2 separate regions of the Homo sapiens genome follow, and region 1 is linked to region 2. The links are chromatin contacts, found by Hi-C or POLR2A ChIA-PET in ENCODE. All regions are on one chromosome and are shown on one strand. The core of a region is the stretch at or near the end of the contact, and the rest is flanking DNA. Distances in the headings are between cores, read along the strand shown. Region 1 holds the start of PYGL (glycogen phosphorylase L). Region 2 overlaps ATL1 (atlastin GTPase 1).

Region 1 (5,741 bases), core at 1,831-4,330, 340 kb before region 2:
AGAGGCTAAAGGAAAGGTTTTTAAAGATATTAATTTTCTTAGTCAAGTAACTTAACCTCTCAAGGCCTCAGTGTCCTAGACTAGCACAGAACAAGCAGATGAAACAAAGTTTATATCAGAATGTCAACTGAAAAAGTATCATTTACCATAAATGGAAGATAATTGTATTAAATTCTAGTTAGATGCTAAAACTTCAAGAACTTTTAGAGTCTGTACCTGCATTCTGTTAAAAATATAGATTAAAAAATGCTAACATGTTAACACAAAGGACTTTCCAGAAAGACTTAAAGAAAAGTGAAAGGGGAATAACTGTCTTGCAATGTAATTCATTGTCGTTTAAGACTGGGTCTATGGAACACCCTAAATCACCTGGTTCCATCACGTTCTTTTTAACATGGAGATGGATAGTTTTTCCCCATACTCTATATATTGAGCATTCTATAGTTCATGATTTTTCTGCATAGAGAATTGTTCAAGCCGGGGGTGCAGGCTCACCGACTGGATAGTGAATCAAGAAAATAGTGTGTTCATTAGTTCATCATTACCCTGAGTTTCCAACAAGAATTTAGTACAGGAAAGTAGACAGCGGAGCTGGGAGCCATCTATTTGAAACTGTCTTAAGCAAAACTAAGAAACCGAGTAAGCTTGCTTTTGGTGTCTTTCATCCCTTCTTGTGTGCCCCCTAATTATTCACTCCCCAATGCCCAGACATTATGATGCCTTCTCCTGCTCAGAGACCTTTCTGGGAGGAAGACCTACTCAGACCTGGTATTCCCTCATCCTAGGCTCTACCCTATTTTTCATCCAGCTGTTAAAGCTGAGTGACTAATTTCACACTTATGTACGAATGACCCATAACTGGCTTAATGCTGTGACCATCTTGGGGGTATTCAAAGCTGATAAACACTTTTTTAAGTTATATAATAATCAAAGAAGCTTATCTTTCTGCTTTATTTCAAATTTCACCCCACAGGCCTTACTTATTTTTAAGATCAATGATTTTGATGGGCCCCCCCTTCCCACTCTTAATTCAGGGTATTTCTGGCCCCATCCGGATCCAAACTCTAATGCTCATCTCTTCCATACTGTCCTTTGCAGGTCATCGGTATTGCAAGAGTTGCATAAGGCCCAATTCAGTCTCTGCCCCAAAAGCTCAAGTCCAAACTTCAGAATCTGGGAGGACAAGGATTCAGGAAATTTTGTCAGAACTATGAGCTTTGAACTTTCACTTTTATGGTGAGGGTCACATTTGGTCTGAATCAATTAATCCATTACCCGCCCCCCCCCCCCCCCCCACCACCACCATGTGTGAATTCAAAATAATCAACTTGGGTTTATTATAAAAAACAAAATATATTAATATAAGTATACTAAGATTTTTCTAGAAAACTTGGCCGGGCGCGGTGGCTCACGCCTGTAATCCCAGCACTTTGGGAGACCGAGGAGGGCGGATCACAAGGTCAGGAGATCGAGACCATCCTGGCTAACACGGTGAAACCCCATCTGTACTAAAAATACAAAAAATTAGCCGGGCGTGGTGGCGGGCGCCTGTAGTCCCAGCTACTCGGGAGGCTGAGGCGGGAGAATGGCGTGAACCCGGGAGGCGGAGCTTGCAGTGAGCCCAGATCGCGCCACTGCACTCTGCCTGGGTAACAGAGTGAGACCCTGTCTCAAAAAACAACAAACAAATAAACTTAGAAGAATATATGTGACTATTGGCCGGGCGCGGTGGCTCACGCCTGTAATCCCAGCCCTTTGGGAGGCCGAGGCGGGCAGATCACGAGGTCAGGAGATAGAGACCATCCTGGCTAACATGGTGAAACCCTGTCTCTACTAAAAATAAAAAAATAAAAAATAAAAAATGCGAGGTGGCGGGCGCCTGTAGTCCCAGCTATTCAGGAGGCTGAAGCAGGAGAATGGCGTGAACCCGGGAGGCGGAGCTTGCAGTGAGCCGAGATCGCGCCACTGCACTCCAGCCTGGGCAACAGAGTGAGACTCCGTCTCAAAAAAAAAAAAAAAAGAAGAAGAAGAAAGAAAAAGAAAAGAAAAAGGAAAAAGAAAACTTAATTCTGGCAATGGACTGTTTCTAAAATAATATATTAATACTACTTAATGAGGAAGAAAAAACCTCTGACATCCTAAAATGCCAAGTGTTTGCCTTTACCAAGGTTTAAGCACACATAAACACGCATATTCAAATACCACCCAAAGTGGAGGTGCAAAGATCAGCCTGTACCGCACAGTAACACAGACTGGGTTGTTTTTTGTAAAGAAGGCAACTAGTCCAGTGAGTAATCCCTTCATTTTCCACACACATACCCTTCTGTTTTCTCCCTCTCCTCCCCCCACACCCTCCACTGCAGTTAAAACGTAATTCGAAGAAGCCTAAGGTAAAAGCCCCTGCCGCATAATGACCCTAGAGCTTCACCTCACCTACTCTGATTCTTAGTAACCTACCTCTAAGGATGAGAGACAGGGTGCTACGAGCGGGGCGAACTTTGGTCCAGGAGTTAAGAAACCTGAACCCTGGAGTCCTCAAAAAAAATGAATGAAAATAACAGAGGCGCCCTGAGGATCCAAGCTGGGGCGGTGCCAAGGGCTGGCAAGTGAGGTTGGGACAACAGAAGTCAAACGTGCCGTCCTTCCAGATCCCGGCGCTTATGGCGGAAGCCACTCCAGGTGAGAAATCCTAACAGTCATAATGGCATAACAAATAAACATCGGCAAAACAGCAGTCTGCCAACGACGTGCTTCCCTACACAGACGTCCTCCTGTCTCCACACTCTAGAGGGGAGAGGCGGAACAAATGCTGCCTCCGCAGATTTTGGAAATCCGGAAGGGAGCCTCCGAGCCCAGGTCCCGGGCTGGCAGGGGTCTCGCCGGCGCTTGGACCTCGTCTCCCACCCCCGAGCCCACTGCGGCCCCAGAGCCTCGGGAGGGGCCGGGCACTTCCTCTGCCCTCCGGCCTGGGGCAGGGGCCGGGACGCGGTGGGAGTGCAGCGGGGACGGCACCGCCCGAGGGGGCGGGCCCCAAACTTTCGTGCGCGTTGAAAGCTGCTGGCGCGGCGGGGCGGACTCCACCCCTGCCCGGCAGCCCAGCGCCTCCGGCCGCACTTCCAGCTCTCTGCGCAGCCCGCCGCGCAGCCCGCCGCCCCAGCCATGGCGAAGCCCCTGACGGACCAGGAGAAGCGGCGGCAGATCAGCATCCGCGGCATCGTGGGCGTGGAGAACGTGGCAGAGCTGAAGAAGAGTTTCAACCGGCACCTGCACTTCACGCTGGTCAAGGACCGCAACGTGGCCACCACCCGCGACTACTACTTCGCGCTGGCGCACACGGTGCGCGACCACCTGGTGGGGCGCTGGATCCGCACGCAGCAGCACTACTACGACAAGTGCCCCAAGGTAACCGGGGGCGGGACGGCGGGCCGGGGTCCAGCCCGGAGTCGGAGTCTCCGGCCGCGGCCGGGCGGGACGAGGTGGAGAACCCCTCAGAGTGGTCCCTTGCACCCGGTCCTTGCCCCGAAGTCCAGAGGAGACGTGTCTAGGCTGTGGGCGGGCAGCCTGGGGGACAGATTAGGCCTCCCAACAGACGCCGAACTCATGTCTCCGAGGTGCCACCCGCCAGTGTCCCGCCCAAACCACTGTGCCGTCCGCCCCTGGAAACCGCCAGGTGGGCAAAAGCCCAGGCCCCTCTCGCCTGTCCACTTCACAAACTTTTTTGGAACTTTGACTCTCAGCATTTAATCAAGAGGTGACGGGGGCCTCTTGTCCTGTATGCCGGACACTATTCTCTGCCCTGGACACTCAGCCCTAAACAAAAGGGACAAAAATCTTGCCTTGCTGGAGCTTGGTATTTTGGGAGGGGAGACAAACGCCGAGCTGGGAAAAGGTCGTAAGTCTCAGGCCTCTGGGAGTGGCTAAGTGTGGTGCAGAGGAGGGGCAGGGTCCCGCTCCAAGCGTAGAGCGCCGCCCACCCATTCTCCTGAGTGGGTGTAGCTCCTGGAATTCCGTGAGTCTTTCGCAAAGGCGGCCCAGGGCCAGGCAATGCCCTGGACTCGTCCTCCCCGAAGACACACACTCCCCCGACCCTTAGCCCTTCCACACCCGAGGCCTGCCCCCAGAGCTGCTGAGGAAGGCTGGTCAGGGACCACCTCCATCCACGGCGTGGGGGCGGGAGCAGAGACCTCCTTAGGGTGATTTTGGACCTACAGAGGGACAATATCTCTGCCTGACAGTTTGCGAAGAGGGCGAGAGGCAGTGGGGAAGGACTGGGGAGGACATGGCAGGGAGAGGGATTGTGTGCAGGCTGGAGTGAGGGCGGGTGTGAGTCTGTATTGGGAGAGGAAACTGGAGAAGCCAGGTAGAGACATATTGGAAAGAATAAAAGATTGGGATACATCCCAGGGGCAGTGGGAAATATATATAAACATTTATTAGAACTTTTTAATTATGTAAAGGTGTGAAGAAAAAAAAATGGTCTATAATCCCAGTGCCCAAGAAACCCCATAGGAATTTTTAAGAAAGGAAATGAATGTAAATTCTCATAGTAAGAAATTGCAACTGTAACAGTTTTCAAATGGAAAGTAACTCTTCTTCACCCCAAAGACCTAGGCCTCCACCAAGGTAGCAACTGCTAAAATGTATCCTTAAAAATTTAAATGCACCTTAGAAAACACTTTATGTATACATATATTTACTGTTTTGTTGTTTTGTTTTGTTTTGTTTTGTTTTGTTTTGTTTGAGACAGAGTCTCACTCTCGCCCAGGCTGAATGAAGTGCAGCGGCGCCATCTTGGCTCACTGCATCCTTCGCCTCCAGGGTTGAAGCGATTCTCCTGCCTCAGACTCTCGAGTAGCTGGGACTACAGGCTCCTACCACTACACCTGGCTAAGTTTGTATTTTTAGTAGAGACAAGGTTTCACCATGTTGGCCAGGCTGCTCTCAAACTCCTGGCCTCAAATGATCCTCCTTCCTTGGCCTCCCAAAGTGCTGGGATTACAGGTGTGAGCCACCACACTCGGCCACTATCTTTTAAAAATTTATTTACACAAAGGGAATGCTACTAAGTACACCATACTGCGCCTCTCATTAAAAATTATTTTTAACAATTTTAAGCGGAAGGGTGGGACACTGAGCATATATTAGAAACACACACTCACGCCTCTGTAGCATTTAGCATCATAGAGCACCAGAGAATCTTGTATGTTTTTCCTTCAGTGGCTTATGCAGTGCTTTATGGTTTTCCTGGTTCTCCGGCCAGTTTCTTCACTGGGCTCTCCTTTTCTACGTGAGTGCAGATATAAGCCAGGAATTCCGACGTGTGTAAATTCTGATAGCGATACACTGGGGATACAACAATGAACATGTTTCATTCCACACGTGTTCATCAAATATCTACTCCATCACAGTCGTCTGTCTAAACAGGATGGTTCCTGCCCTCATAAAGTAGAGCAAGTAGGTGTGTCCAAGCTCCTCTCCCACCTCCCTTGCTCTCCAATAACTGTGCAGATGAATCCCAAATATGGATCCCTAGTCTGAATTCCTTTTCTAACTCTATGCGTACATTTCTGAGTGTTTAGTGAACATATCTAGATATCTTCCTATTTCCTCAAACTCAGTACGTTAAAAACTCAAACCATTATTTCTCCCAATCCTGCCCCATCTTCCCGTGTTTTGTTTTGTTTTGTGACAGAGTCTCACTCTGTCACCCATGTTGGAGTGCAATGATGCAATCTCGGCTC
Region 2 (6,219 bases), core at 797-3,296:
GAAATGTACATAGAAATGGTGCCCTATCTCTCTGCTACCAGAACCTTCTGCCATAGATGCTGTCTGCTGGAGTGTGCCCAGTGGCTAAATCTGTCCTCAAATATGTGCTTGAGAATGACATAGAGAGTGCAGATTCCCTGGTCTAAACACAGGGATTCCAATTCAGCAGAACTGTGGCATGGCTCAGAAATGATTCTAACCCAGGTGCCTAAAACACCTGCTTCTGCATCAATCATCAAGGCTACAGATATGCTGCAGCCCCATCTCTTCTCTGTGAGCCATACAGCCTAAATCCTGCTAAAATTCCCAACTACCTCAGGGCTCTGGGCCTCAAAAAGGTCCAGAAATCATCAAATATATTCAGGACTCTGCCTTAAAGGAACCAAGGCTCAGGAACTTCGTGACCACTATTTAAATTTGCTGTAGATTAAACAGGATTTTGCAGACCGGCCTACTAGAAACAGACCCACCATGTCGAAATGCCACTGAGAAATGTATTGACATCTAAAACACGAACTCAAGTGAATCTTGAGACTATAATACACTTTAGTAAATGGGGAATGTTTCTATTTCTTCATAGCCTACATAATTAGAAGGCATGAAGTGATTAAATCGTAAACTCCTGGGCTGCTATTGCCAAAGGGTACATTTAAAGGTATAATACAGGGTCTTCTTAGTAAGGGGGATCTGTTTTTAGCATAGACCCCATAACAAGCTTACTGTTGTTAGCACATGACGGAGTGGAAACCCTCTCCACCACCACAGCCCAGCAGAACTGAGAGGACAAGAGTGACAAGCACACACACAGAGCTCCTCAGAGTCATACAAGTGGAAAATGAGCCTTTCCTGGGGAAACAAGTAACTGGCGGCTGGTCATTTAGCAGAGCATTAGAGGAAGACAGCCTTGCTTGGTGTTGATAAGCAGCCTGCATTTAGAGTGAACTTCAAATAATGTCTGACAACATCAAAAATATCCAGAATTAGTCGTAGGGATCCTGCCCCAAGGATGTGATCATCCCAATACAGAACAATGTGGGGCCAGGTGTGGCTCATGCAAGTCTAAATGACCAAGAAAGAAAAACTCATAACATACCAATATAGACACAAATCTATCGCACGTGACAAGACATTTTCACTAGGTTCTTAGAGCAAACTGGGTGTTATTACTCAAATAAAACTTGCACAGTTATTACATACAGCCATGTTTAAATTAATGGAAAAATATTGTCATTCTCAACAAAAACTGGAAGTCCTAAGGTAAAGAAGCTAATATAAAGAACCTAGTTATTTTATAGATAGATATGTTAATAAAGTAGCTCCTGCCAGATTTTTATACTTTAAATTCAAATGCTCATAGTGAGCAAAACAGGTGAGAAAATAACTAATGTCACTTAGAGAACTCTATACTATGTCTTAATGTGAATTATACTTCCTGGGCGTGCTACATAGTTTAGAGCTGGCTCATTAGAGGTTGCAAAAAACAGTTGTTAAATTTTGAGGAATTTTTGCAAGTTGGTTGACGTCATGGTAGCTTGAAATTGGCCATGGTAAAAGTATTTACACCATAAAAATTAGCAAATAATATATATCAGGCTCACCTCCTCCCTCCTCCCCAACCAGTTTTAAACATTTTGCCAGCACACCACTGGTTACACTTGCACTTCAATATTGCTTTTAAACTGAATTCATTTAGCTTTTAATTCTCTCTTTTAAACCATGGTTTTTAAATACACGAACATATTTTTGTTTGCTTGATTACAGCTTGATATAAATTGTTTTTTTAAAGAATCAAGTTAATATGTTAATTCAGCTATTCATTTTCCCAGCTAATTGTCTTCATATTTGTTGTTTATTATAGGTCTGTTTATTATTCATAATTGTACTGTATTTCAGAGTTAAGAATTCTTCTATTTTAAATTTGTTTAAATTAATTTTGTCTATTTATTTATTTTTTGAGATACGGTCTCACTCTGTTGCCCAGGCTGGAGTGCAGCGGTGCAATCATAGCTCACTGCAGCCTCAAACGCCAGGGCTCAAGTGATCCTCCCACTTCAGCCCCGCTCCAAATAGCTGGGACTACAGGCGCTGTAGTTCTTTGTGGATTTTTTTTCTTTCACTTTTTGTAGAGATAGAGTCTCACTATGTTGCTCAGGCTCATCTCAAACTTCTGGTCTCCAAGCAATTTTCCTGCCTCCTCCTCCCAAAGTACTGGAATTGCAGGCATGAGCCACCACACCTGGCCTTAGTTTAATTTTAATATAAAATTATTTTTAAAATTTCATTATCCCTCACCTTACTTTCTCAGGCAATGTTTAAAATTTCCCCACACTTTTACCCAAATGAATAAAGCTGTTAACTTATCAGAGAGAAGAGGATAGAAGTGACCTGCTAAAAAAGATTGCTAAATCGAAATTTCATTTAGAAGTTATTTTACTTTGCAATTTTTTGCTATGCTTTTTCTAACTGAAATTTGAATTATTTAACTCATATATGTTTTGAAATTTGAATGTATTTGCATTTTATCTTTTGATTTTATAATGTATTTTTTGTTTTGGATTTGGTTGCTTTAATCTAAAATACTATAAAATAACTTTGGATGCCACCTTTACTACTTAATGAGCTTCGCATTTCAATTTCAGGTAGTTAAGAGTTACAAGTCCAAACATGTTTAGGAGTCATTGTTGACTCAGTCAGCGAAAACTTTTTTCTTGTCACTGACATTTCATAATGTCAACAGTTTACTAACTAGGGTAATCTCTTAAAGTTTTTTTCATTGTTTGTTTTCAACTCTTTTTTTTTTTTTTAACCAAAAGCCGCAACTCTATCAATCTTTATCTCTCATCTGTTTTATTGGAGCATTGATTGGTCTTTTCCAGTTTTAATGTTTCTGGCAAAATGTAAGGAGCAGTGACATCTGCTGGTAAGACCTAAAGTCCCTTTCTGTAATTTACAATGGAGTTCCCTACTCTGGTTTGCCAGTGGTTCTGAGTAACAAGTTAGAGAAGAAAATCAAAACAATAGCCTAATTACCATATAGCACTTCAACGATCAACCTAACAAATGATAAAAAAAAAAAAAGACAACAGAGTCTAGTACATATTGTAAATCATATAGAAGACTGCAAGCAAGGCTGGTTTTATTCTACCTCACCTCCTCCCCACACCAGGTTCCTGAGCCCTCAGGAGAATTCATACCCCTTCATCACAGCATACATCATCTCTCCATGCTACTTTACTTCATCATATTTTTCCCAGATCCTCACTCCCATTCCTCAACTATTCATTCCCACCCACATTCACTTTAATATATATTATAATATGCATAAATAGTATCATGTTATAAATCTCACACTTTTTTCTGCTTACTTCTGTACAAATTTTAACACTCTATTCATGCTACTCTATGCACTTTTGGTTCATTGCCTTTAGATGTTGCAAAGTATTCCAGAGTATGCTTTTCCCCATATTTTTATGTATCTGTTCTGCTAGTGATGGACACCTAAGTTGTCTCCAAATTCCTGCTACTATTACTCTATCAATAAATATCCTTATATATTTCCTCTGCTCCATGGAATGGCTGCTCCAATCTGCACTTTCAACAATAGGGCCTGAGTGTTCCCATTTTCCCAAATCCTAGCTTTCATTGGTATTATCTCCATGTTCTACTTTTTGCCTATTTAATGAGTGTAAAGTGGTATTTCATTGTTGTTTTAATATTTATCTAATTATCAGTGAGACTTGACATCCCTTCAAAAATGTATTAGCCATTCAGGTTTCCTTTCTGTGACTTGTCTATTAATATTCTTTGCCTGTTTTCTGATTGGGAACCAGGTTTTGGTTACTTGCAAAAGTTTCCTGTATGTTCTGCTTAGTAATCTTTTGTTGACTTTGACATTGTCAATGTCTTCTACCAATCTGTTCATTTTGATTATAAAGTCATTTGATAAATACAAATACTTAATTTTGATGTAGTAATATGCATCAATTTTTTACTACATGGTTTATTTTAGAGGGTCTAATAAATGTTTCTTCACCTCAGTTCAGAAAAATATTCTCCAGCACTTTCTTCTATTAGCTTTATAGTTTTAACTTGCATATTTAGTTCTTTGATCCATCTGGAGATTACTTCTATTACAGTATTTAGTAAAAATCCAGCTCTTTCTTCAAATAGTGAACTTGTTTTTCCAAACCCAACTATTAACCCATTTATTTCCCACCAGTTTATGATGCCACCTCTATTGACTACCAGGCTCCCATATATATATGAGTGTATTTAAACTGTTTAGTTCCACTGAGCTTTGCTCTTGTATCTGTGTAGGACCTCACCATTTTCATTGCTATGGCTTTTTAGTGTGTATTGAGCCCTCTAATTCAGATCGTCTTCTTAAAAACTGACTTAAGGCCGGGCACAGTGGCTCACACCTGTAATCCCAGCACTTTCGGAGGCCGAGGCGGGCAGATAACCTGAGGTCAGGAGTTCGAGACCATCCTGGCTAACATGGTGAAACCCCATCTCTACTAAAAGCACAACAAAATTAGCTGGGCATGATGGCGGGCACCTGTAATCCCAGCTACTTGGGAGGCTGAAGCAGGAGAATCGCTTGAACCCGGGAGGCAGAGGTTGTAGTGAGCCGAGATCATGACATTGCATGCATTCCATCCCGGACAACAAGAGCAAGACTCCGTCTCAAAAAAAAATAAAAATAAAAATAAAATAACCTGACTCTTAAATCAAAACAAGACTTAATTCTTCCATATGAGTTGTAGAAAATATACAAAAATCCTATTGTAATTTCAATTATAATTGCACTGAGTTTGACTAATTTGTTGAGAATGAAATTCTCCACAACATTAAATCATACCATCTGTGATCATATTATATCTCTTTGGTTTATACAATTTTTTCTCTATGGTCTTTAATAGACCTTTGAATTTTTCTCCAGAAAGGTCTTTATATTTTGGTGGCTAATTACTAAAGATTTTTGTTTTGTTTTGCTATTGTGAATGGTATATATATTTTAAAACTTATATTTGCTAGCTGTAATTGCTGGTTTTAAGAAACGCTATTGGCCGGGTGCGGTGGCTCACGCCTGTAATCCCAGCACTTTGGGAGGCCGAGACGGATGGATCATGAGGTCAGGAGATCAAGACCATCCTGGTTAACATGGTGAAACCCTGTCTCTACTAAAAACACAAAAAAATTAGCTGGGTGTGGTGGCGGGCACCTGTAGTCTCAGCTACTCGGGAGGCTGAGGCAGGAGAATGGCGTGAATCCCAGAGGTGGAGCTTGCAGTGAGCCGAGATCGCACCACTGCACTCCAGCCTGGGCGACAGAGTGAGACTCCGTCTCAAAAAGAAAAAAAATAAACACTATTGACCTTTTAAAATTTAAAAATGTTATCACATAATATGATACCTACAAAAGAATGCATGTAACATATATATATATGCTATTAAGCAGATTAATAAAATAAATACTTGTGAACCCACAAACCTGCTTAAATAATTGAAAATGCCAATAACATTGAAGCTTCCTGTGTGTCCCTTCCTGATACATCCCCATTTCTCCTCTCCGGTAGTAAATACTACTTTAATTTTGCTTTTTAAATAGTTTTATCACACGTGTTTATATTCTTAACATATTGTTTAGTTTTGCTCATTTTGGACCTTTATAAAAAATGCTATCCTACTGTAAATAGTCTTTGGCAACTAGCTTTTTTCCAATCCACATTATGTTTTTAAAATTGATCCATCCTGAGACATATAGCTTTTATAAATGTTCTTTCTTATTTTCATTAGGTTTTGTCTGTTATTCTTTTTTCTTTTTTCTTTTTTTTTTTTTGTTTGTTTTTTTGAGACAGAGTCTTGCTCTGTCGCCCAGGCTAGAGTGCAATGGTGCAATCTTGGCTCACTGCAACCTCCACTCCCAGGTTCAAGTGATTCTCCTGTCTCAGCCTCCGGAGTAGCTGGAATTACAGGTGCCCGCCACCATGCCCAGCTAATTTTTGTATTTTTAGTAGAGACGGGGTTTCACCATATTGGTCAGGCTGGTCTTGAACTCCTGACCTCAAGCAATCCACCCACCTTAGCCTCCCAAAGTGCTGGGATTACAGGTGTGAGCCAATGTGCCCAGCCTACTTTTTCTTCTTAATTTGTACTTATCACTAATTTTCTGCCTTTCTTCTTCTCTAATATAAAACTTTTATGGCTATATTTTTTT

The links. Hi-C counts contacts between places; a loop is a spot of excess contacts on that map. ChIA-PET counts read pairs that join two places held with the same protein, here RNA polymerase II (POLR2A). Pooled maps may share reads with other maps.
Region 1: a pooled map shows a loop between it and region 2 (2.3-fold over the local background). The contact joins the promoter of PYGL here to the enhancer-like site in region 2. A Hi-C loop is called at or near these places in 1 of 168 maps with a recorded cell type or tissue (HepG2) and 3 of 50 pooled maps. POLR2A ChIA-PET finds 5 or more read pairs at or near these places in 2 of 52 experiments (Panc1 and RWPE1).

What each region holds. Positions count from the first base shown.
Region 1 is chr14:50,941,822-50,947,562 of GRCh38, reverse strand. It overlaps PYGL (glycogen phosphorylase L), which reads left to right and starts at 3,080. Exons shown (of 20, transcript NM_002863.5): 1 at 3,080-3,402. The coding sequence starts at 3,160. LOC124903314 (a long non-coding RNA gene) reads left to right here and starts at 4,973. Exons shown (of 2, transcript XR_007064163.1): 1 at 4,973-5,454. It overlaps LOC400212 (a long non-coding RNA gene), which reads left to right. Exons shown (of 4, transcript NR_170195.1): 4 at 1,099-1,273. RefSeq lists a silencer at 2,901-3,060 and an enhancer at 3,729-4,252.
Region 2 is chr14:50,596,843-50,603,061 of GRCh38, reverse strand. The region is part of intron 6 of ATL1 (atlastin GTPase 1); the gene reads right to left. Among named protein-coding and RNA genes, the nearest start is that of ATL1, 40 kb to the right of the region's middle. Within about 2 kb of position 2,046, at least 3 of the 41 ENCODE cell types and tissues checked have a DNase peak (open chromatin) inside an H3K27ac peak, as active enhancers do.